Linked DNA regions of Homo sapiens: all the other regions are linked to region 1. Evidence: chromatin loops called from intact Hi-C (ENCODE). Cell type or tissue: B cell. All regions are shown on one strand. Region 1 has its middle 8.5 kb from the start of CROCC. Region 2 overlaps SDHB (succinate dehydrogenase complex iron sulfur subunit B). Region 3 holds the start of ATP13A2 (ATPase cation transporting 13A2).

Region 1 (8,000 bases):
AAGATTACTCGTTTCAAACATAGCAGCTGCTCTTATCCGCTTACCCCTTCGTTATCCTCCTGCTGCTGACTAGAAATTATGACAAAAATATTGAACCAACCACGAGCCAGGCCCTGTGCCCAAAACGTTACATCTGTCCCTTACCTGCTTTAACACTCCTGGCACCACCCTACTCACTTTACAGATGACAGCGTGAAGTCTCAGCGAAGTTAAATAATTGGCTCCAATGCACCCAGCCACAAAGAGCTCAAGTCACAGCCGCGACCTAGGTGTGCCTGATTCCAAAGGGTTTTTGTTTTTTGTTTTGTTTTGTTTTTGAGATGGAGTCTGGCTCTGTCACCCAGTCTGGAGTGCAATGGCACGATCTCGGCTGACTGCAACCTCCGCCTCCTGGGCTCAAGCAATTCTCCTGCCTCAGCCTCCTGAGTAGCTGGGATTACAGGTATGCGCCACCGCGCCCAGCTTATTTTTGTATTTTTAGTAGAGACAGGGTTTCACCATGTTGGCCAGGCTGGTCTCAAACTCCTGACCTCAAGTGATCTACCCGCCTCGGCCTCTCAAAGTGCTGGGATTATAGGCATGAGCCACTGCGCCCAGCCCAGAGTTTTAAATAATAACAGCAAGCCGGGTGCACTGACTCACACCTGTGATCCCAACACTTTGGGAGGCCAAGGTAGGAGGACTGCCTGAGCCCAGGCGTTTGAGACCAGCCCTGGCAACACAGTGAGACTCCATCTCTGCCAAAAAAATAAAAAAAATTGGCCTGGCATGGTGGCATGCACCTCCTGTAGTCCCAGTTCCTTGAGAGGCTGAGGCAGGAGGATTGCTTGAGCCTGGAAGGTTGAGGCTGCAATGAGCCGTGGTTGTGTCACTGCACTCTAGCCTGGGTGACAGAGCAAGACCCTGTCTCAAATAAACAAAAACAGTAACAGCAATGACTTCCATCCTGCAGCGCCTGCTGTGTACCTGGCACCACCCCAGGACGCCGATGTGTATTATATAAGCCACTGCCTGGACTGCTGAGATGGCTCCCCGAGGGTCTCTATGCTTCCCTGCTCATCCCCTCACCCACTCAAGTTTCACACAGTAAAGGTCATACCCCTCCCCTACCCAAGGCCCTCTACTAGCCCTTACCACACCTAAAATGAAGTTCAAAGTCCTTCCATGGCCCACAGGGCCCACCAGATCTGGCCCCACTCCACTTTTCCCACCTCATCTCCTCTCTCCCCTTCTCTCATGGCCTTTTTTTTTGAGGCAGAGTCTTGATCTGTTGCCCAGGCCTGAGCTGGAGTGCAGTGGTGCACAATCTCAGCTCACTGCAACCTCCACCTCCTGGGTTCAAGCAATTCTCCTACCTCAGCCTCCCGAGTAGCTGGGATTACAGGCATGCACCACCACGCCCAGCTAATTTTTGTATTAGTAGAGATGAGGTTTCACTGTATTGGCCAGGCTGGTCTTAAACTCCTGACCTCAAGTGATCCACCCACCTTAGCCTCCCAAAGTGCTGGAATTACAGGCATGAGCCACCACACCTGGCTGCTCATGGCCTTCTTGATTCCTCAAACACCAGGCAGGCACCCACCTCTGGGCCTTTGCACTGCCACTTTCTCTGCCTGGGACGCACTTCCCCCTTCTTTTGCACAGCTGACTCCCGCTTGTCGGCCAGATTTTGGCTCAAAAATATCACTTTCTGAGGGAGCTACCCCGACTCTCAGCTAAAGAGGTCCCTCCAGTGGCTGTTCCATTTTCTCCAACATGTATGTTGTCTGTCTCCTCCTTTTTTTTTTTTTTCTTTGAGACAAGGTCTTGCTCTGTTTTCCAGGCTGGAGTGCAGTGGCAAAATCATGGCTCACTGCAGCGTTGACCTCCTGGGCTTAAGGGATCCTCCCACCTCAGCCTCCTGAGTAGCTGGGACCACAGGTGCGTGCCACCACGTCTGGCTAATTTTTTACTTGTTGTAGAGATGAGATGTTGCCCAGGCTAGTCTCCAACTCCTGGGCTCAAGCGGTCCTCCCACCTCAGCCTCCCAAAGTGCCAGGTTGGCTTAGCTCACTGTCACTTCCACAGTGCATGGGCTAAGGCCAAAGCTCCATGAAGAGCTGCTGAATGAATTAATGAATGCTAAGAGCCAAGTAATAACATAGGATGTTAAATGGAAAAAGAAATGATTCCCCTTGGCTCTGGCTGGGGTCATGTTGGGCCACAGATGGTGTCAGCCACAGACGGGGATCACGGAAGGACACCAGCGAACACATATCCAGCCAGCATCTGCCGCATCCCAGAAGATCAGGGTGAAAACCAGGCAGTGACCCCCACAGGGGCCACTTGGGTGGAAAGGGCTGAAAGACTTGGGGAGGGGAGGGTTAAGTCAGGGAAATGTGCGCGGGTGGGGAGCCTCCGAGATCCAGGGGTTGACTCCTGGAGTCTTGCCTGAACCTCGCTGTCGTCTGCTCCCGCCACAAGATCTGTTTATTAAGCACCTGCTGTGAGCCCAGCGAAAGAAAACAGAAATCTCTGTTTTCTGGCGTAAACAGACAGATGGCACCCTGAAGTCCTCCTCCCCAGGGTCCCCATTCCCCAGTCAATCGTCTTCCCAAGGGAGCTGTGACCTGGTCACCAGAGGGGCAGACATCCGCCCCAGCATGGTCGTCAGGCTTAAGTCTGTGTGAAAATCAGGAGGGAGCTCGTTCAAAATGCCCACTCCAGAGACGCTGCCGGGCACAGAGGCCTGAGGCCGCATGGTGAGAGGCGCAAGGGGTGCAGGGCCCCATCCCCGCACAGCATCCGGCGGCCCTGCCTCCGTGGCCAGCCCAACTATGCGCTCTGGGCCTCAGTTTCCCCATCCGCACAATGGAGATGCTTCCGACTCGGCAGGGCTGCAATGAAGACGAAACCGGATCCCACACGAGGAGGGCAGTGCAGGGCGGGGCCCGCACGCAGGAGCTGCAGAGGGCATCTGCGGGGGGCAGAGGCCGTCGCGAGGGCCTCCCACGGCCGCCCGCGGAGCGAGGGGACCCCGGCCGGCGGAGGGACGGCTGCGCCCTGCAGGCCCCAGTCTCCTGTCGTGCCCCCGGCCCGCGACAATCCGGGCAGGATGGGCGGCAGGACGCGGCGGGGCATCCGCGGAGCCTGTTGGGAACGCTCTCCTGGCCTCCGGTGCCGGGCCGCGGCAGTCGCGGAACACACAGCGCCCCCAGCCCCGGTACGTGGCTCCAGCCCGCCCCCAGGCGCGCGGCCTCCTCCGCCGGGAGCGCGTCCGTCCCGCCCCCGCGCACGCGCGCGCCCCCGGCCACCTACCTTCGCGCGCCTTCGCCGCAGCCGCTGCTGCCGAGGCCGAGCGGGCCGGACCGGGCGGGGCGTCCCCGCCACGGGGCGGGGAAAACTGGGGGCGGAGCCTGCGCTGCGCGGTAGTGGGGCGGAGGCTGGGGCGGGGCCGGGCGCCGGGAGCAGCGCTTCTGCAGCGCTTACAGGGGCCGCCCTGGGCGGACACGCTCCGTGCGCCCTCCCTCTTGCCGCCTGGCACCGCCCGGCAAGCCAGGCGCCTCCTACACGCACGAACGAGGATACCAGGCGAACGAAGCACGACCCCCAAGTCCTCGCAGTTGCAAGGCCGCAGCGCAGGATCGAAACCCCGACCCGGCTGCAGAGTCCCCCTGCGGTCTGGCCGGGCCTTAAAGGCCTGAAACTCCTGAGCACTGACCCATCGCCCAGCCAGACAGAGGGACGTTTCATGCCAGCCCCGTCACAGCCCCCAGCGACGATCCCGAGGCTTCGGTGATTTGACCTGTCGGAGAGAATGCTTTTTTTTTTCCTGACTGACGTGCAGCCCTGGGGAAGGCACTCTGGCCTCAGTTTGTTCGCGAGACTCAACCCGGTGGCGCGCCTGTCTCGTGTCCTTTCCACTGTGACAGTATGTTCGTTCCACCCTCTCACTGGACTTGGACCTCCTTCTGTTATTGAAGGCATTGGATGAAATCATGCTTTTTTTTTTTTTTGAGGGAGTCTTGCTCTATTGCCCAGGCTGGAGTGCAGTGGCATGATCTTGGCTAAACGCAACCTCTGCCCCAGCCTCCTGAGTAGCTTGGACTACAGGCGCCCGCCGCCACGCTCGGCTAATTTTTGTATTTTCAGTAGAGACGGGGTTTCACCATATTGGCCAGGCTGGTCTCAAACTGCTGACCTCGCGATCCACCCGCCTCAGCTTCCCAAAGTACTGGGAGTACAGGCGTGAGCCACTGCACCCGGGCGAGATCATTCATTTTCAAAGGGAGAGGCAGCTCTGAATCTCCAGGGCTAAGAGAGGGATGTGTTTGGTTTGAAAAAGCATGTTTAAGTTAATGATTTTGTGCTTTTTCCAAACACAGTACCCAGAGAGAACGGCCAGCAGGCCCTCGGCTGATGGTTGCTTCTGTGTTTCCTGCGTGGTAGGAGGGAAGCAGTGGAAGTTCCATCTTCGTCAAAGAGGAACCTGTCTGTGACATCTGAAACACTGCACTAAAGGCTGCCAGTGTGCCCTTCGGGCTCTGAAACCCGGCCCGGTGCAAGCAAGACTGTGGCCTGGACCAGGGCTGAGAGCTGTTTGTCAGGAGAGATTCGGGCCATTCCCTGGGATTTGGGGTGGAAGGGTGATGTTACCAAGATTGGAAGGAAGGTCACAGTTTCCCTGAGGTGTCCCTGGCCCAACTGCAGGAGGGCTGACTGACATCTGCCAGTATGCACAGCCAGTCCCTGGATGCCCAGCATGGCCCAGGTCTGTGTGACCCTGTCTGGAGTCCCCAGACTTGCTATGTCCCTACCCAGGCCCTGGTGGGCTCATGACCTCACTAGTCCAGTTCTGATGCTGCCTGTCCCTGTGAAGCCCACTCCAGTGTTCATATCACCAGGGCTGGGCTCAGGCCTGTGTCCTTGCCACTCCCTCCAGGGCACCTTGGGTCTCCCTTGGTGACAGTACCTGCACCCTGCAGGCAGCCTGCGCTGGCTGTGAACCACACTGCCGCCTACTTCCTCTTCTATGTTCCCGCTCTGTCTACAGTCCCCTCTGAACACTCCCGTGAAGCAGGTTCTAGGATCATCTCCATTTTATAGAAGGGGAGATTGAGGATCAGAGACATGTAGTCACTTGCCCAAGGACACACAGCAGGAAGTTCAATGGCTTCCAATCCCATGCTCTTTCCTCTCTACCATGCTGCTTCACTTGAGGTTTTTAACAGGGGGTGGCAAACACAGCTCCTCTCCCCTTGACCCTCTCACTCCCAAAGCCCACAGGACCCTGCCGCAGGGTGGCACATACTCATCTCCTTGGGGGGTCCTCCAGCTCCCTTCTCTGTGAAGAGCCTAGGTTCCTTGCTGTGCTGAGTCCTTGGCTCTGCTCAGCTCAGCCTGACCGGGCTGCGGTCATTTGAATCCCCAGTGCTGCCACCCACCGGTCACCCTGTCCTGTCACCAGGTGGTGACTGGCCCAGTGACCCCCAGGACCACTCACCAGAAAAGAATCATGCCAGGTGCTCACCTGCTCACTGCAGAGGGCTCTAAATCTGCAACTCAGGTAACAGGGAAACAAGTAACTGATTGGAGTTACCACCCTCAGGTTGCTAAGGCCAAGTGCCTGCCAAATCCAGCGGCTCGGCTGGGGTGGACTCTGCCCACCATCAGCAAAACCACATTCACCAGGAGGCTTAGAGGACAGTGCTCTGGTTAACTGGATTTGCTGGGCATCTGAAGGCTAACTTGCAGAGTCTATCATGCCAGACTTTAATAGCAAAAAGTTAGAAAGACCTAAACGTTCAGCAGTAGGGGACTTGTATAATAAACCATGGGTTATTCATATAATGGGATACTATGATATCATTCCAAATGTTATAGAAGAACATTCAATGACTGGAGAGATGGTTACGATATATTAAGTGAAAAGTTCAGAAGAGTAATACAGGGATAAGCCCATATTGTAGAAATAATAATGATTTCTTTCTTTTTTTTTTTTTTTTTTGGCTCTTGTCACCCAGGCTGGAGTACAATGGCACGATCTCGGCTCACTGCAACCTCTGCCTCCTGGGTTCAAGCAATTCTCTTGCCTCAGCCTCCCAAGTAGCTGGGATTACAGGTGCCCGCCACCACGCCTAGCTAATTTTTGTATTTTTAGTAGAGATGGGGTTTCACCATGTTGGCCAGGCTGGTCTGGAACTCCTGACTTCAAGTGATCCACCCATCTCGGCCTCCTGAAGTGCTGGGATTACAGGCATGAGCCACCAGCCCAATAATTCACTCCCAACACAATAATTTTTTAAAAAAACATTTTGTAGGCCGGGTGCGGTGGCTCACAGAATACTACATTTGTAGACATTTTGGTGCCTTAATGTCAGCAAGGGTTGCACAAGTTTTGATAAGCACGTATTCCAGAGATGTATAGAAATTCTAGTTACTGGCCGGGCACGGTGGCTCACGCCTGTAATCCCAGCACTTTGGGAGGGCGAGTCGGGTGGATCACGAGGTCAGGAGTTCAGGACCAGCCTGGCCAAGATGGTGAAACGCCGTTTCTACTAAAAATACAAAAATTAGCCGGGTGTGGTGGCGGGCACCTGTAATTCCAGCTACTCGGGAGGCTGAGGCAGAGAATTGCTTGAACCCGGGAGACGGAGGTAGCAGTGAGCCGAGATTGCGCCACTGCACTCCAGCCTGGGCAACAGAGTGAGACTCCGTCTCAAACAAACAAACAAACAACAACAAAAAAAAAACCCCAGAAATTCTAGTTAGTTATAAATTTTTGGGAAAGAAGCCTGGAACTAGATTCTTGCTTTAAATAATAAGGAAGTCTAATTGCCTCTAAATTCCCCAGATAAAGAGTTTTGCCTCTCGATGGTCTGCTTTGCAGCCACCAGGTGATTTTTGCTTGCCTCCGTGACCTTTTAAGTGTACGATTTTTTTTTTTGAGATGAGTCTCGCTCTGTTGCCCAGGCTGGAGTGCAGTGGCATGACCTCGGCTCACTGCAACCTCCCCTCCTAGGGTTCTAGCAATTCTCCTACGTCAGCCTCCTGAGTACCTGGGATTACAGGCACCCACCACCATGCCTGGCTAATTGTTTTGTATTTTTAGTAGAGACGGGGTTTCACCATGTTGGCCAGGCTGGTCTTGAACTCCTGACCTCAGGTGATCAACCTGCCTTGGCCTCCCCAAGTGGTAGGACTACAGGCGTGAGCCACCATGCCCAGCCCTAGGGGTGGGCTTTTTTTTTGAGACAGGGTTTCACTGTCGCCCAGGCTGGAGTGCATGAAGAGCAGTTGTTCCAGCATAATGATTACATGGTTTTTATATCATTCCATTTTCTTTCCTTTGTTGGCTTATTAGCTATAACTCTTTCTTTCTTCTGGTCTACCGCTCCCCGACTTCTTTCCCTGCTTTTGCCTTTTCAGTGAGGGCTTCAGGGTTTCCTGAATACACCTTTATCAGTGCCATCTAGTGGCATTATACCTCCTCTTCTGGCCATTATGCTAGTGTTGTCATGTAACTTGATTTCAGACATGTTATAAATCCCAGAATCCATTATTATTGCTTTTTTTAATTATTAAAAAAAGACTTAAATCATAAATAATTTAAAATAAATAAATTATTAAAAAAGATTTAAATAATAAGAACATATATATTTAACTATGTACATACCGATTTGCAGTAGTCTCCATTTCTTTGTGTAGATCCAGATTTCTGTCTGGTATCCTTATCTTTAGGCCTGGAGGACTCCTTTTGCATTTCTTGTAGTGTGGGTTGCTGAATTCTTTCATTTTTTATATGTTTTTAAATGTCCTTATTTCAGTCATATTCTTGAAAGATTTTTCACTTTGACATAGAATTCTAGGAAAACTTTATTTCTTTCAGTACTTTAGGATGTTGCCACTTTGTTTTTGTAAAACTGGCTGAAAGTGGGCTTCCTGTACTTGTTATATAATTTTGGGAATGTGTATTTAAATTAAAAACATTAAAATGGGCTGGACGAGGTGGTGCATGCCTA
Region 2 (8,000 bases), 130 kb before region 1:
GCAGTGGCGGAATCTTGGCTCACCGTACCCTCCGCCTCCCGGATTTCAAGCAATTCTCCTGCCTCGGCCTCCCAAGTAGCTGAGATTACAGGTGCCCGCCATCGTGCCTGTCTAATTTTTTTGTATTTTTAGTAGAGACGGGGTTTCACCGTGTTGGCCAGGCTGATCTCGAACTCCTGACCTCAGGTAATCCACCTGCCTCGGCCTCCCAAAGTACTGGGATTACAGGCATGAGCCACCACGCCTGGCCTATAAAATACATTTTTGACACAAAACAAATTTAAATTAGTTGTACTGAAAAAAAAAAAATGATGACATTTTGGGGCACTCCAAAACTGATGTTGGGATATGTCGACTTAGATATTCAGTGTAGTACATCCTGGCATTGCTCTTATTTCACATCATTCATATGATAAGACTTTTTAAAAATTTAAATTAGCTCTAATACAAACTTAGTCTCTTTTGGAAAGATAATACGTGATCAATTATCCGTGTAGAGTGGATATGAAACAGATATTTAAATGTTATAAAGAAATGTTGAAGGGAAAACCTCATTGCAGGTAACCACAGTCATCCCACAGGCCTTGTGGTTCTGATACCCAGCTTGATAGAGCCTAATGCCTGTTGCCCACTGACAATACTAAATCAGGCTTTAGAACTAGGGGGTTATGCCTGGCACAGTGGCTCACACCTGTATGTAATCCAGCACTTTGGGAGGCTGAGGCAGGTGGATCACGACATCAGGAGTTCAAGACCATCCTGGCTAAAACGGTGAAACCCCATCCCTACTAAAAATACAAAAAAGTTAGCCGGGCGTGTGACACGCGCCTGTAATCCCAGCTACTTGGGAGGCTGAGGCAGGAGAATTGCTTGAACCCAGGAGGCAGAGAGATCTCGCCACTCCACTCCAGCCTGGGTGACAGAGTGAGACTGTCTCACAAAAAAAAAAAAAAAAAAAAAAAAAAAAAAGAACTAGGGGATTATGCTCCAGTCCCAGATTCTGTTTAAAGCCCGGTTAGGGGCCAGGCGCGGTTGCTCACACCTGTAATCCCAACACTTTGGAACGCTGAGGCAGGTGGATCACTTGAGGCCAGGAGTTTGAGCCCAGCCTGGCCAAATGGCAAAACCTTGTCTGTACTAAAAATACAAAAATTAGCTGGACTTTATGGCACATGCCTGTAATCCCAGCTACCCGGGTGGCTGAGACAGGAGAATTGCATGAGCCTGAGGGGTGGAGGTTGCAGCGATCCAAGATCGCGCCACTGCACTCCAGCCTGAGCAACAGAATGAGACTCTCCAAAAAAGAAAAAAAAAAGTCCAAGTTAGGGCCAGACACAATGGCTCACACCTGTAATCCCAACACTTTGGGAGGCTGAGATGGGAGGATTGCTTAAGCCCAGAAATTCCATACCAGCTTAGCCAACATGGCAAGACCCTGTCTCTACAAAAATTAGCTGGACATGATGGTGTGCACCTATAGTCCCAGCTACTTGGGAGGCTGAGTCAGGATGATCGCCTGAGCCCAGGAGTTAAAGGCTGCAGTGAGCCATGATCTCCAGCCTGGGCAATAAAGCTAGACCATGTGTCTATAAAAATAAAAAATAAAGGCCGGGCAAGGTGGCCTGTACCTATAATCCCAGCACTTTGGGAGGCCAAGGCAGGCGGATCACCTGAGGTCAGGAGTTCAAGACCAGCCTGGCCAACATGGTGAAACCCCGTCTCTACTAAAAATATAAAAATTAGCTCGGCGTGGTGGCAGGCACCTGTAGTCCCAGCTACTCAGGAGGCTGAGGCAGAAGAATCACTTGAAGTCGGGAGGTGGAGGTTGCAGTGAGCCGAGATCGCGCCATTGTACTCCAGCCTGGGGGACAAGAGTGAGACCCCATCTCAAAATAAATAAATAAATAAATATTTTAAAAAATAAATGAAAAATAAAAGTGTCCAAATTAGAAGTAAAAACTTGAAGTAGCCCCATTTTTTAAAAGGCATATTGTCCCACTTACCCTACTATCTGCCTCAGGCACAGCAGCCACCCACTCTGGAAAATAGTTTTGTCAGTTGCTTAAAAAAAACTAAACTTGTAGCTACCATACAGCCCAACAATTACACACCTGGGTGTTTATCCTGAGAAATGAAGATGTAACGTTCACACAGAAATTTGTCCACAAATGTTCATCTCAGCTTTATTCATGTCACCAAAAATTAGAACACCCCCAATGTCCCTCAGTAGTTACATGGTTAAGCAAATTGTGGTACATGATACCTTGGAGTGCTACTCAGCTATAACAAGAAAAAAGCTATTGCTGTACACAGCAACTTGGATGAATCTCCGGAGAATTCGGCTGAATAAAAAAAGCCAATTCCAAAAGGCTACATACCAGATGATTATATTGATATAACATTCTTGAAATGACCGAATTTGAGAAGTAGAGAACAGATTAGTGATTGCTAGGGCTTACGGAGTACAGGGGAGGTAGGGTGGGAGGAAGTGGACAGGGCTATAAAAGGGCAATGTTAGTGATCCTGTGCTTATGGGAATGTCCCCTATCTTGACTAGCACTGTCAGTATTCTGGTTGTGCTGGTGTGCTACAGTTTGCAAGATGTTCCTGTTGGGGAGACTGGGTAAAGAGTATGTGGGCCCTGGCATGGTGGCTCATGCCTATATCCCAACTCTTCGGGAGGGCCAGGCAGAGGATCACTTGGGGCCAGGAGTTCAAGACCAGCCTAGGCAACACAGTGAGACCCCTATCTCTACAAAAATAAATGTAAAAAAACTAACTGGGCATGGTGGCGCATGCCTGTAGTCCTAGCTACTGGGGAAGCTGAGATGGGAGGATCGCTTGAGTCCAGAAGGTTGAGGCTGCAGTGAGCTGTGATCATGCCACTGCACAATCAGTGACAGAGCAAAACTCTCTCTCTTTTTTTTTTTTTTTTAGCTTGAGTTTCACTTTGTCACCCAGGGTGGTATACAGTGGCACAGTCTTAGCTCACTGCAACCTTTACCTCCCAAGTTCAAGCCATTCTCCTGCCTCAGCCTCCCTAGTAGCTGGGATTACAGGCACACGCCACCACACCCTGCTAATTCGTTTTTTTGTATTTTTAGTAGGGACGGGGTTTCACCATGTTGGCTGGGCTGGTCTTGAATCCCTGATCTCAGGTGATTTCCCAACCTCAGCCTCCCAAAGTGCTGGGATTACAGGTGAGAAGAGTATGTGGAGTCTCAGTATTATTTTCTTCTTTTTGTTTTGTTTTGTTTCTTTGAAACAGCGTCTCACTCTGTCACCCAGGCTGGAGTGCAGTGGCGCAATCTTGGCTCACTGCAATCTCCGTCTCCCAGGGTCAAGCGATTCTCCTGCCTCTGCCTCCCGAGTAGCTGGGATTACAGACATGTGCCACCACACCGGGCTAATTTTTGTATCTTTAGTAGAGACGGAGTTTCACCATGTTGGCCAGGCTGGTCTTGAACTCCTGACCTCAAGTGATTCGTCTGTCTTGGCCTCCCAAAGTACTGGGATACAGGTGTGAGCCACTGCACCTGGCCTCAGTATTATTTTCTATAAATGCATATGAATCTATAATTATTAAAAAATAAAAAGGTTGGCCAGGCACGGTGGCTCACGCCTGTAATCCTAGCAGTTTGGGAGGCCAAGGCAGGCAGATCACCTGAGGTTGGGAGTTTGAGACTACCCTGACCAACATAGACAAACCACATCTCTACTAAAAATACAAAATTAGCCGGGCCTGGTAGCACATGCCTGTAATCCCAGCTACTCGGGAGACTGAGGCAGGAGAATTGCTTGAACCGGGGAGGCGGAGGTTGTGGTGAGCCAAGATTGCACCATTGCACTCCAGCCTGGGCAACAAGAGCAAAACTCAGTCTCAAAGATAAATAAATAAATAAATAGTTTAATTTTTTAAAAAAGCATTTAACTATGGTTATATGCAGTAACATATGAATCTCAGAAGCATTATGTTGAGTGAAAGAAGCTAGACATGAGACTACGTACCGTATGATGCCATTTATATGAATTCTGTAAAAGGCAGACTCGTGATGATAGCTGATCAGTTGCTAAGGGTAGGAAAAGGGGACTTATGTTTGCCATCAAGGGCACAAAAGACCTTTTTGGATGGAAATACTCTGTTGTAATTGTGGTAGGATTACATTGCTTTGTCAAAACTCATTATACCCTTAAAATTAGTGAATTTTATTATAATGAATTATACCTTATTAAATCTCACAGAAAAAAGACCAAAAAAAAAATGGGACATTAAGCAAGCAAAGTCCACTGGAGTTGATACCTTCAGGAATCTTTCCTCTCACTTCCTCCCAAATACCACAAGGTGGCATTAGATGTTCATGTCAGTTTACAAAATGGGGTTCCCGGTGAAAAACATTTGTAGAAATGGCTTTCCTTTTGTTGATGATTTTAGCCAGCTTGGTGATAAGGTAAAACATAGCTTTCATCTTAACTTTCATTTTCTTCATATATTTTCTTCTTTTCTACTGTTAGCTGATGTTTGTATTTTCAGCTTCAGTTAATACGGGACACTTTACCAAGAAATAATGTTACTGGTAGACGGTCTTGACCACAAGTCGTCAAGGTTTTTAGCATGTTGAACAAAAAATTGGACAAAACACACAAGCAAAGCAACAGAAGACGAAAGCATAGATTTATTGAAATGAAAGTACACTCCATAGAGTAGGAGTGGGATTGAGCAAGTGGTTCAAGAGCCCCAGCTGCACAGTCTTCTGGGATTAAAGTACCCTGTACGGGTTTCCTATTAGTTACACCCTATGCAAATGAAGACTTGGCCCGAGACGAATCAGAGGCTGTAGTGAAGACTCCCTGTCTCTAAACCCTGTTCTCCTGCCTCAGTAATAAACACCACTGCATCTTTTTGTAATTAGTCAATTAACCTTCCGAGTTTTTACTTTTCTATATCAGTTTATTTTAAAAATTAGCAGTCCTGGAGTATAGTCTTTTCTTTCTTTTTTTCTTTTTTATTTTGTATTTTTGAAAAAGAGTCTCACTCTGTTGCCCAGGCTAGAGTGCAGTGGCATGATCTTGGCTCACTGCAGCCTCAACCTCTCGGGCCCAAGCAGTCCTCCCACTTCTGCCTCCTGAGACGCACACTACGACACCCAGCTAATTTTTTTATTTTTTGTAGAGATGGGGTTTTGCCATGTTTCCCAGACTGCTCTCAAACTCATGGGCTCAAGCAATTCTCTCACTTCTGCCTCCCAAAGTGCTGAGACTGCAGGCATGAGCCACCACCCTCAGACCACACCCCACACTCCTTCCCCTTAATTCTGGTTTGTCAAGCCTCCACTTAGATGACATGTGAGGAAGCCTTCTCTGACTCTTCACTCATTGAAGTCTCTGCTGTATTCATCCAGAGCTCCCTGTACTTTCCCAACAGTATCGCTCTTTATATTCATCGTGAATGTTTAATTTAACTCTTGTTCACTACAAAGTAAGTTCTGTGAAGATGAAGGTTTTTGTGTATTAAGTGCTGTGTCACTAGCCCCTAATACCATGTCTGATATATTAGCATATGATAGGTGCTTAATACTTGTTGGATATTGAATGCCTGCCTTTTCTAAGAAGATTATGTGTCAGTAATGTGTGAGTTTATATCCAGCGTTACATCTGTTGTGCCAGCAAAATGGAATTATCTTGTATTTCTAATTTTTTTTTCCTTTTTGTGAACTTTAAAAAATTTCAGGCCTCCCGAGGAGCCCAGACAGCTGCAGCCACAGCTCCCCGTATCAAGAAATTTGCCATCTATCGATGGGACCCAGACAAGGCTGGAGACAAACCTCATATGCAGACTTATGAAGTTGACCTTAATAAGTGAGTATCTCTGTGAAAGCCAGCTATTGAAGGAGAGTTCTTGATTTGATTTAGGGACATGCTTTTCACATCCTTGGAAGGCTTAAAAATCTGAGATCATCCGATGGCTCTGTTTTTAAAACAAGAATGAGCTTGGGCCGGGCACGGTGGCTCACGCCTATAATCCCAGCACTTTGGGAGGCTCAGGCGGGCAGATCATCTGAGGTTGGGAGTTCAAGACCAATGTGGCCAACATGGTGAAACTCCCCTCTCTACTAAAAATACAGAAATTAGCTGGGTATAGTGGCTCATGCCTGTAATCCCAGCCACTCAGGAGGCTGGGGCACAAAAATTGCTTGAACCCAGGAGGCAGAGGTTGCAGTGAGCTGAGATCATGCCATTGCACTCCAGCCTGGGCAACAGAGTGAGACTCTGTCTCCAAAAAAAAAAAAAAAATGAGGTTGTTACCTGATTCAGAAGAATAATACCAAAATAATTCCCAAATGAAAGTATGACAAATTTCTAGAAATACTGGTATAATTAACTTTATGCACAGTATTTAAAGTCATTTAATATATTACCATTTTTTTAATGCTGAATGTATTGATTATATCTTATACATCTGGACCTGTGTTTTCTATAATAATAACAGAACCGCCAGAAACTTGCCTTGAATGGACAAGGTAGGGATGTGGTTAAAATGTTAAAAATTGGACTGGCGTGTTAGTTTTCTATTTCTGTCAGAGCAAATTACCACAAACTTAGTGACTTAAAACAACCTAAATGTATTATCTTATAGTTCTGTAGGTCAAAAGACTGGTATAGTCTCATCAGACTAAAATCAAGGTGTCAGCAGGCTGCATTCCTTTCTGGAGCCTAGAGGAAAATATTTTTTGCTCATTTGCGCTATTGGTGGAATGCAGTTCCTTGTGGTTGTGAGCCCGAGGTCTCTGTCATTCTGCTGACTGTAAGCTGAGGGCTGTTCCAAGCTTCCAGAGGCTGCCGCACTCCTTGGCTCTTGGCCTCTTCTTCCATCGTCAAAAGCAGCAGCAGCAGGTTGAGTTCTTCTTCACATCACATCTCTCAAAACCACTCTTTTTCCAACATCTTTCACTTTTAAGGAACTCCACAGTTAGCCAAAGAAAAGAAAGAATCTAGCAAGTTAGTCTCTAGCCTCCTGCTGCTCCACTCCACGCCCCCATATAACCAGAACTGTTCTCTGATCTGTTTTATGTGTAAGTGAATAAGTGTTTTATTTGTTTCAAACAAAAGCTTCTGTGGCACCAAAAAAAAGTTTGAATACCACGAATACTCTAAATGCTTACTTTGACTTTCTGTGGTGACAAGTAAGTGCTGTTAATGAGGTAGCATTAATTGATATATAACCTTCTTAAATAGACAAAATTTTCAAATACTCAGCAACCAAAAGTCCCTAGCAAAATTCAAAGGAATAGAAATTGCACAGACCACAGTTTTGGACCGAAATACAATAAAACTAAACTCATATTAAAAATATAAACAGGCCGGGCGCGGTGGCTCATGACTATAATCCCAGCACTTTGGGAAGCCGAGGCAGGTGGATCACTCGGGGTCAGGCATTCAAGACTAGCCTGGCCAACATGGTGAAACCCCATCTCTACTAAAATATAAAAATAAGCTGGGCGTTGTGGCAGGTGCCTGTGATCCCAGCTATTTGGGAGGCTGAGGCATGAGAATCACTTGAACCTGGGAGGCGGAGGTTGCAGTGAGCCGAGATCGTGCCACTGCACTCCAGCCTGGGTGACAGAGCAAGACTCTGTCTCAAAAAAAAAAAAAAAAAAAAAAAAACTCATAAAACAAAAAACCCTACTGCTTAGAAACTAAAAAAAAGTACACTTCTAACTATTTGATCAGGAACACGTAAAAAATATTGCCAGATACTTAGAAAATAAAGACGTTGCAAATCAAAACTTAGAGAATGTCAGAGAATGTGGCTAAAACTGGAAGAGTTAAATTCCTTTTTTTTTGAGTCAGGGTCTCGCTGTCACCCAGGTTACAGTGCAATGGCATGCTCACGGTTCACTGTAGCCTCAACCTCCCAGGCTCAAGCAATCCACCTGCCTCATCCTCCTGAGTAACTGGGACTATAGGCACATGCCACCACACCCAGCTAAGTTTTGTATTTT
Region 3 (8,000 bases), 98 kb before region 1:
ACAAAGGCTTTTCCAGTAAAACTGCAGACCTGTGTGGGGAACAGTATTTTGTCCTGTATGCTACTTCTGTGCCCAGTGTGCCTTCATTTACAAGATAATACTTCCAGCCTGGCCCTGTGGCTCACGCCTATAATCCTAGCGCTTTGGGAGGTGGGAGGATTGCTTGAGCCCAGGAGTTAGAGGCTGCCGTGAACTAGGATCGTGCCTCTGCACTCCAGCCTGGATCACAGAGCCAGAACCTGTCTCTAAAGAAATTAAAAATAAAAATAGAATTTCGTAGGACTGAAGCCAGCCATCCCTTCTTACCTAGCTCTGGACATGTTGAACATCTGTGACTCTATTTTCCTATCTGTAAAATGGGAATTAACAGCATTCCCCTCTCAGAATTATGGTTGAAGTCTAAAAGTAAATGTGAAAGCATCTTGCCTGCAGTAGAGTAAATGCTCCATAAACTCAAGTGAACGGATTTGTCTTGAGTACCTACTATGTGAAAGGCCCTCGAGTGAATGCTGGGAGGCTGCAAGAGTAATTCCTTCCCAACCCTGAGTTGACAGCTGGCATGTTTCTGACATGACTGGCCAGAGCTAGAGGCCTCCCTGTTGGGAGGATGGTTTTTCCGTGCAAGGCTAATATTGCTTATTTCTCATCTCTCCCGTCACACTGCTCAGGTCAGGGAGGGACTCCCATTGGTCAAATTCTCTTCAGGCCCCTTCCCTTCCTGGCACCAGGATAACTACCATACAAAGTGCTGAAACTCGGCCAGGCACAGTGGCTCACTCCTGTAATCCCACTTTGGGAGACCAAGGTGGATCTCTGAAGCACAGGAGTTCGAGACCAGCCTGGGTAACATGGCAAACCCCATCTCTACAAAAAAAAAAAACAGAAAAATTAGCTGGGTGTGGTAGTGCTCACCTGTAGTCCCAGGTACACAGAAGGCTGAGGTGGGAGGATCACTTGAGCCGAGGTGGGAGGATCACTTGAGCCCAGGAGGTCGAGGCTGCAGTGAGCTGAGATCATGCCACTGTGCTCCAACCTGGGCAGCAGAGAGAGACCCTGTCTCAAAACAAACAAACAAAAAAAACAAAAACAAAAACTGAAACCCCACTTTACTGTGTGTCTAGACAGCCATAATCCTACCAACAGGGTTTGTTACTAGGTGAAAAAAATCCTCTTTTGTTGCAAAAATCTAGTGAAACTAGAGAAGTCGAAAAGTAAAGCAATGCTCTGGAATAAACTCGCCCAAATTAGTGATTTCTCAAGCTTTTTGCCACTGGGACCAGGCCTATTACGCCCTCTCCGTGGGTTCCCAAGAGAGCCACAGCCTAGAAGGGAAGCTGTTCAGTCGGTTCTCACCCACGTGGGACTGGAAATTTCAGACACGGTTATCCGGGAAGACAGCCTGGGCCACAGACCTCCTCGATGACCACACACCGAGAGCCACTTCCCCAAAGGTAACCCCAAGCAGATGGCAAGGCCTCCCACATGCTCTGTGGTTTGGAAGGAAGCTTCCTCTGGCCTCCTCCCTCATTAAGGAGAAGGGACGAGCTGCAGGTGCGGCTCCTTCCCAGCTGGCTCAGGGAATAGAGCCCCTTTAAGGCCAGGCAGCCTTAGCAATAAAAAGAATGAAGGGGGCACCCTTGCAAGGCAGTCCCCCATGCAGTCCCCAAGCCCTCTGCTTTTATTTATTTATTTATTTATTTATTTATTTATTTATTTATTTTAGAGGGAGTCTCAGTCTTTCACCCAGACTGGAGTACCTCTGCTTTTATGAAGCCGCTAATCCAGTGCCAGGATCTAAAGCAAGCAGCTGGCTTCTACCAAGTTCCTGCCATCTCATTTCATCCTCTCCATGCCTTCCATTTTGTAGGTGAGGGGAAGGAGAGCCTTAGAGAAGGAAAGTGACATTTTAAAGCTCACACAGCTAGAAAGCAACTCATGCATCCATGTCTTTCTGATGCCAGAACCCAGCCCCTTGCCACTGTACCATACTGCCTCTTGCCAAGGCCACCTGGGCTAGCCATTTCCAAACCCAGCCTTCCTGCTGCCCTGGAGGCTGGGTTCCTGCCAGAAATTGAGCTAAGCCCTGGGGGAGGACATGGGAGTTCTGAAAAGTTAAGCAGCCTGCCTCCCCTGGAAGTGTCACCGGAAGATGAAAGAACTCTTGTCACCTGACCCAAGGAAGCCAGTCCCATGGCCCAGGTGGTCAACAGGAATGACCCGCAACTGGTTGGCTCGGGCAGCCTGCCCCAGCTGAGTAAATGGCTCCACTGGCACCCAGCTGCTCAGGCCAAAACCCTGGGGAGCATCTTGAATTCCACACATTCCTGCACCCCCACATCCTATCCACCAGCAAGTCCTGCCAACGTGTGTTCCTGTACCAAATGTTCACTGGGATCTTGCTATGAATCAGGTGCTGCTTTCCCTCCTGGGGTCTATCCCCTACCCACACCCTCACCACCATCACAGCTGTGTCTCCTTCCAGCCCCTTCCACAATAGGGATCGTTGGAGTTTTCCTTTCCTTGACTAGGGCTACTTCCCAGTAGACAGCAGTCTCCGCAGGGACAGGGGCATCTCTGTTTTGTTCACTCTCACGTTCCTGGCTCCCACAGTGGTGCTGGCACTCCATAAATTCATACTGGACAAATGACCAGTGATCCTGCCCACGTCTATCCTTGGCCCTAACGTGAACCTTCCCTTGTTTGCCCTAGGATCTCACAGATCCACTCTCCCCTTTGGAGCTCCTCTGTCCAGAGGTCCTGGAGACAGGGAACACTATGCCTGTGCCGGTCACTATGGGGTAGCAGGATAAATGCTGCACGCAGGTAAGACATCTCTGGTGCCTTTCAGGGGTCTTCATGAATCCCCCCAGTGCAGGTGTGTCTGCAGGTCACGCTGTGAGGCTTCTCTTTCTCTGGCATTTCAAGGCCTCCAGTGCATCATGGCAGACTCTCCCTGGGTCTCTGTGGGCCCACATCTGACCCTGTGAATCTCTGGGCAGGTGTGTCTTCCTTCTTTGCATTCATCAAGCAGCGCCAGGCACTGTCTCAAGTGCTTGATACGCATTTTCTTTTTTTTTTTTTTTTGAGACAGAGTTTCGCTCTTTTTGCCCATGCTGGAGTGCAATGGCATGATCCCGGCTCACAGCAACCTCCGCCTCCTGGGTTCAAGCGATTCTCCTGGCTTAGTCTCCGAGTAGCTGGGATTACAGGCATGCGCCACCACGCCCAGTTGACAAGCATTTTCTTGTGTGATCCTCGCAGCAGTTCTCTGTGAAGCAGGCATTGCTATCCTACAGGTTGGGAAAAGAGGGCCAGAGAGGATCAGTGACTTGCTCACGGTCGCGCGGCCTGGAAGACATGGAGAGCTGGACCAGCACGCACAGTCCCTAACCACTGGGACGTGCTGGCGGGGGCTACCTCCGTGAGGTGTGTGTCTCCGGTCGCCCCGCCCCCGGTGTGTGCGGAGGAGCAGGCGGGGACTACAAGTCCCGGCAGCCCCGGCGCGGGCGCTGCGAGGGCCGCAGAGGGCCGGGCGGGGCTTGCGGCGCGCACGGAGGGACTGCGGCAGTGTCGGAGCCGCGCCGAGCCTGGTGGCCCAGGTGCCCCGCCCGCGTCAGCCCTGCTCCAGCCCCGCGCTAGCCCAGCGCCCCTCGCCCCGGGCCGTCCGGACCGCGCCCCCGCCCAGGGCCTTGCGCACGCCGGGGCCCAGGCCGAGGGCCGCAGCGCCGGGGCCGGCGATGAGCGCGAGGAGCCGGCATGAGCGCAGGTGAGTGCGGAGTCCGGGTCGGCCCCGAGCCCGGCGCGGTCCCCGGCCCGCCAGTTGTCGTCACCCCTTGGAGGGAGAGGGGAGGCGACGCCCCCCACCGCGGGGTCGCGAGCCCAGGAAGCGGGACCTGGTTGGGGATCCTGGCCCGTCCCCTCCCTTTTGACGGGGACTCGGCCCCGGTTTCTTCCCAGAGACGCCGGGGCTGGGGATGGCGCCGCCGCTCGCAGCCGGTCCCTCCCCTCCCCTGCACCCCTCAGCCGCGGGATTGGAAGCCGGGCGCTTGTGCAAGAGGGTCCTGGGGCCGTGCGGGGACGGGGAGGCCACCCCACGCCCACTTAATCGGATCCCACCCCGAGTGACGGATGTCCAGGTGGGGGAGACGGCTGCATCCTCGGGCCTCTGGGCAACCCCTCTGGGCTGAATGAATGAATGAATGGCGTTGGGGGAGTCGGGACTCCATTTCCTGGGTAGATGTCCTGGGCCACAGCGCCACTCCTGACCTCCTGCCTCAGACCCCAGAGAAAACCCGTCACACCCAGGGCCAAGGGCCACACCCTCCATGCAACCCATCCCTGGCCAGATGTCCTACGCCCACTCCTCCAGGGTCTAATTTAAATCCCACCTGCCGGGAATGGGGCCAGTCCTCCTCCCCTATCCAGAAAGGTCTCATCTCAGTGTCTGTCACTCAGCCCCCAGCCCCACAGCCTAGAGTGCACCCCCCGGCGAGGGAGGGGAAGGAATGAGGAAAGACAGCCCCTAGAATCCAGATCCAAAGATGGGAAGATGGTTCACACACACTCCCGCCTCAGCCTGGCAGAAGACAGGAGCTCCCCGCCGCCGGGAACCACAGCCAGGGAGGAGGCAGCCGCCCTGGGCCGCTGCCAGGTCACCAGCAGGAAGCCAAGGCTTCCGCAGGAAATAAGAGGTCCCAAATGGCTCTAGCCCCTCTGATCCACAGTGCTGGTGACACTGCCCCGAGCTGTGACCTCAGACGAGGTTCAAGTCCAGTCTTGGCCCCTCATAGCTGTGTGACTTTGTGCTTGTCAATCTACTCCTCTGGGCCTCGTTTTAAATGGGAATCCTAATCTGTACTTTTCATGGAATGGCTGTGGGAAAGAATGTGCCCATTCAGACACACTCATTTCCAGCTTCTCCCCTTTCAAGCTCTATGACCCTGGACAAGGGATTCACATGCTGTTCCTCAGTTTCCCCAGGTGTACAATGGGGATAATAATAGTCACTACCCCAGAGGGTTGTGTGTGAAGCTTCATTGAGTTAGCACACTGAAGGGCTTCCGCAGGGCATGGTGAGCACTCCATGGGAGCTGCTGTTCATCAGAAGAGCAATGACAGGCCAGGCGTGGTGGCTCACGCCTGTAATCCCAGCACTTTGGGAGCCTGAGGCAGGCGGATTACTTGAGGTCAGGAGTTCAAGACCAGTCTGGCCAACATGGGGAAACCCCGTCTCTACTAAAAATACAAAAATTAGCTGAGTGTGGTGGCATGTGCCTGTAGTCTCAGCTACTTCAGGAACTGAGGCAGGAGAATTGCTTGAACCTGGGAGGTGGAGGGTGCAGTGAGCTGAGATCTCTCCACTGCACTCCAGCCTGGGAGACGGGCAGGGGGGAAGGGGGGAACGGGGGGGGAAGACTCCATCTCAAAAAAAAGAGCAATGCCATCATGAAGGTGCTCTCGCCCCCCCACACAGCCTGTGGGTGCCTGTTCTGGGCTGGTCTGAGCCCACAGAAGCCCTGGGGAGACTGGGCTGTGGCTGGGGATAAACAGATGTACTGCAGGAGAGAGTGCCCTGGGCTTGATCCCTGCAGGGAGGGGCTCTGGAGGTTTCCACAGCTGTGACTTCCTCCCTCAAGTTCCACTCCCCTTTTCCTCTTTGCCAAGGTTGACTGAGAGAGTGTCATTGTGAAGTGACAGTCATACGATTGCCATGAGGAAGAACTTCCCAGGGGGACCGCTGTTTACATACTGGGGACTCTGCCCTCTTTTTGAAGAACCTTTTCTTCATAAAGAGTCTTGAGGCCGGGTGTGGTGGCTCACACCTGTAATCCCAGCACTTTGGGAGGCTGAGGTAGGAGGATCAGCATGAGGCCGGGAGTTCAAGATCAGCCTGGGCAACAAAATGAGACCCTGTCCCTACTAAAAAAAAATTAGCCTGGTGCAGTGGCACCTGCCTGTAGTGCCAGCTACTTGGGAGGCAGAGGCAAGAGTACCTCCTTTAGCCTAGGAGGTCAAGGCTCCAGTGAGCTAGGATCATGCCACTGTGCTCCAGCCTGGGTGACAGAGTGAGACCCTGTCTCTTTTAAAAAAAAAAAAAAAAAAAAAAAGGAAGAGGCTCAAGCCCCTCCCCCCAACTCCCAGCACCTTTGCCTTCAAGCTCTGTTGTGTCCAAGAGACAGACATTCATTCATTCAGTCAGTCGGTCAATCAGTGTTTCCTGACCCCTGAGCACATGGCAGGTACTGTGAGCAGTAAGGGCAGTGACACCCATCTGAGCCTGATGCTGAGGGGAATGTCAGGAGTAGATGTGCTGGGCAGAGAGGACCTGGGAGTAAGGCCAGCCCTGTTCCAGCTTTGAGACAAGTCTGAGGGCAACTGCCCCAGAGGCTCAGTGCTCTCGTTTGTCAAACTGGGTAAGAGAGCCCACCTTGTGGGTTGGTGCGGGAGGAAATCAAATCAGCACCGCAGGGATGGCTCCTTTCCCATCATCCCTGAGCCCGCTGGGCTGTTGGCCTGAGGGTTTTTTTTTTTTTTTTTGAGTCTTGCTCTGTCACCCTGGCTGGAGTGCAGTGGCGTGATCTCAGCTCACTGCAAGCTCCACCTTCTGGGTTCACACCATTCTCCCGCCTCAGCCTCCCAAGTAGCTGGGACTACAGGCGCCTGCCACCACGCCCGGCTAATTTGGTTTTTATATTTTTAGTAGAGACAGGGTTTCACCGTGTTAGCCAGGATGGTCTCAGCTAGTCTCCACCTCCTGACCTCGTGATCCGCCCCCCTTGGGCTCCCAAAGGGCTGGGATTACAGGCGTGAGCCACTGCGCACGGCCGGCCTGAGGGTTTTAAGGTACAAGGAGCAACTGTTGAATGGGCCTAGGGAGCCGTGGGACAGCCAGGGCTTCAGACAGGGTGATGTGAAAGGAGAAGAGAGCCTGGGAAATGGATAAGCAGAAGCCACGCCCCCCTGACCTGGGAGCCGGGTCCTGCCCACCTGTCCACGCAACCCCCCCAGGAACTTCAAATGCTTCTACCTCCCTGTGTGCTGGATGCTTCGGGACTATCATCCTAGAGATGAGAAATGGAAGCCCAGAGAGGCAAAGGCACTTGCTGTATGAAACACAGCATCAAAAAAGAAATTCTTAGGAACAAATGATGGGCAAAAAGACAAAACCCTGTCTCTACAAAAAAAATTAGCTGGGCATGGTGGCCTGTGCCTGTAGTCCCAGCTATTTGGAGGCTGAGGTGGGAGAATTGCTTGAGCCTGGGAGGTCAAGGCTGCAGTGAGCTATGATCGCAACACTGCACTCCAGCCTGGGTGACAGAGAGAGACTGTCTCAAAAAAAGACTTATACACGAAAACTGTAAGCTGGGCATGGTGGCTCACGCCTGTAATCCCAGCACTTTGGGAAGCCGAGGCTACAAGAGTGATAAGTAAATAAATGAATGAATGAATGAATGAAAGGACATCACAACCGAGGTTACCTGGCAGGGTTGATACGTTAGCCATGTACCCTGTGCACAGTGAGCCCTCTAGGAGTGTTGAAGCCAGAGTGCTTGGGGATGGGGCTGCTCAGAGGCTGGGGGTGCTGTGCCCACAGCAGCTGCCTGGGGCACTCTGGACTCTTTGGGTAGAAATTTTAGAAGGGCTCGCCGGGCGCTGTGGCTCACGCCTGTAATCCCAGCACTTTGGGAGGCCGAGGCGGGCGGATCACGAGGTCGGGAGATCGAGACCATCCTGGCTAACACGGTGAAACCCCATCTCTACTAAAAATACAAAAAATTAGCCGGGCGTGGTGGCGGGCGCCTGTAGTCCCAGCTACTTGGGAGGCTGAGGCAGGAGAATGGTGTGAACCCGGAAGGCAGAGCTTGCAGTGAGCCGAGATCGCGCCACTGCACTCCAGCCTGGGTGACAGAGCGAGACTCGCTCTCAAAAAAAAAAAAAAAAAAAGGAAAAATTTTAGAAGGGCTCAGATTGGGGGATGAAGGAGGGAGCCCAGAAAATCA

What was found. A loop is a pair of places that touch in the nucleus more often than their neighbours do. Peaks named below come from ENCODE experiments on the same cell type or tissue, not always from the same donor. Only the 100,000 strongest peaks of a DNase experiment are listed, where the experiment ranks them.
Region 2: a loop joins it to region 1, with 15 times the contacts of the local background. A loop is called at or near these places in 16 of 110 quality-filtered maps.
Region 3: a loop joins it to region 1, with 13 times the contacts of the local background. A loop is called at or near these places in 5 of 110 quality-filtered maps.

What each region holds. Positions count from the first base shown.
Region 1 is chr1:16,909,435-16,917,434 of GRCh38, reverse strand. It overlaps a transcript of CROCC not described here. Among named protein-coding and RNA genes, the nearest start is that of CROCC, 8.5 kb to the left of the region's middle. RefSeq lists a silencer at 2,872-3,611. In B cell, a CTCF peak has its summit at 7,483 (motif pointing left); DNase peaks (open chromatin) are centred at 3,364, 4,274 and 4,984; H3K4me3 peaks cover 2,174 bases; H3K27ac peaks cover 902 bases.
Region 2 is chr1:17,042,617-17,050,616 of GRCh38, reverse strand. It overlaps SDHB (succinate dehydrogenase complex iron sulfur subunit B), which reads left to right. Exons shown (of 8, transcript NM_003000.3): 2 at 5,729-5,856. Among named protein-coding and RNA genes, the nearest start is that of SDHB, 7.4 kb to the left of the region's middle. In B cell, CTCF peaks have their summits at 4,124 and 4,329 (motif pointing right); a DNase peak (open chromatin) is centred at 4,456; H3K4me3 peaks cover 504 bases; H3K27ac peaks cover 964 bases.
Region 3 is chr1:17,007,495-17,015,494 of GRCh38, reverse strand. It overlaps ATP13A2 (ATPase cation transporting 13A2), which reads left to right and starts at 3,567. Exons shown (of 29, transcript NM_022089.4): 1 at 3,567-3,766. The coding sequence starts at 3,757. RefSeq lists a silencer at 3,403-3,932 and enhancers at 4,423-4,472, 5,236-5,315. In B cell, no CTCF peak of the experiment used is centred here; DNase peaks (open chromatin) are centred at 3,504, 4,664, 5,067 and 5,608; H3K4me3 peaks cover 1,845 bases; H3K27ac peaks cover 1,214 bases.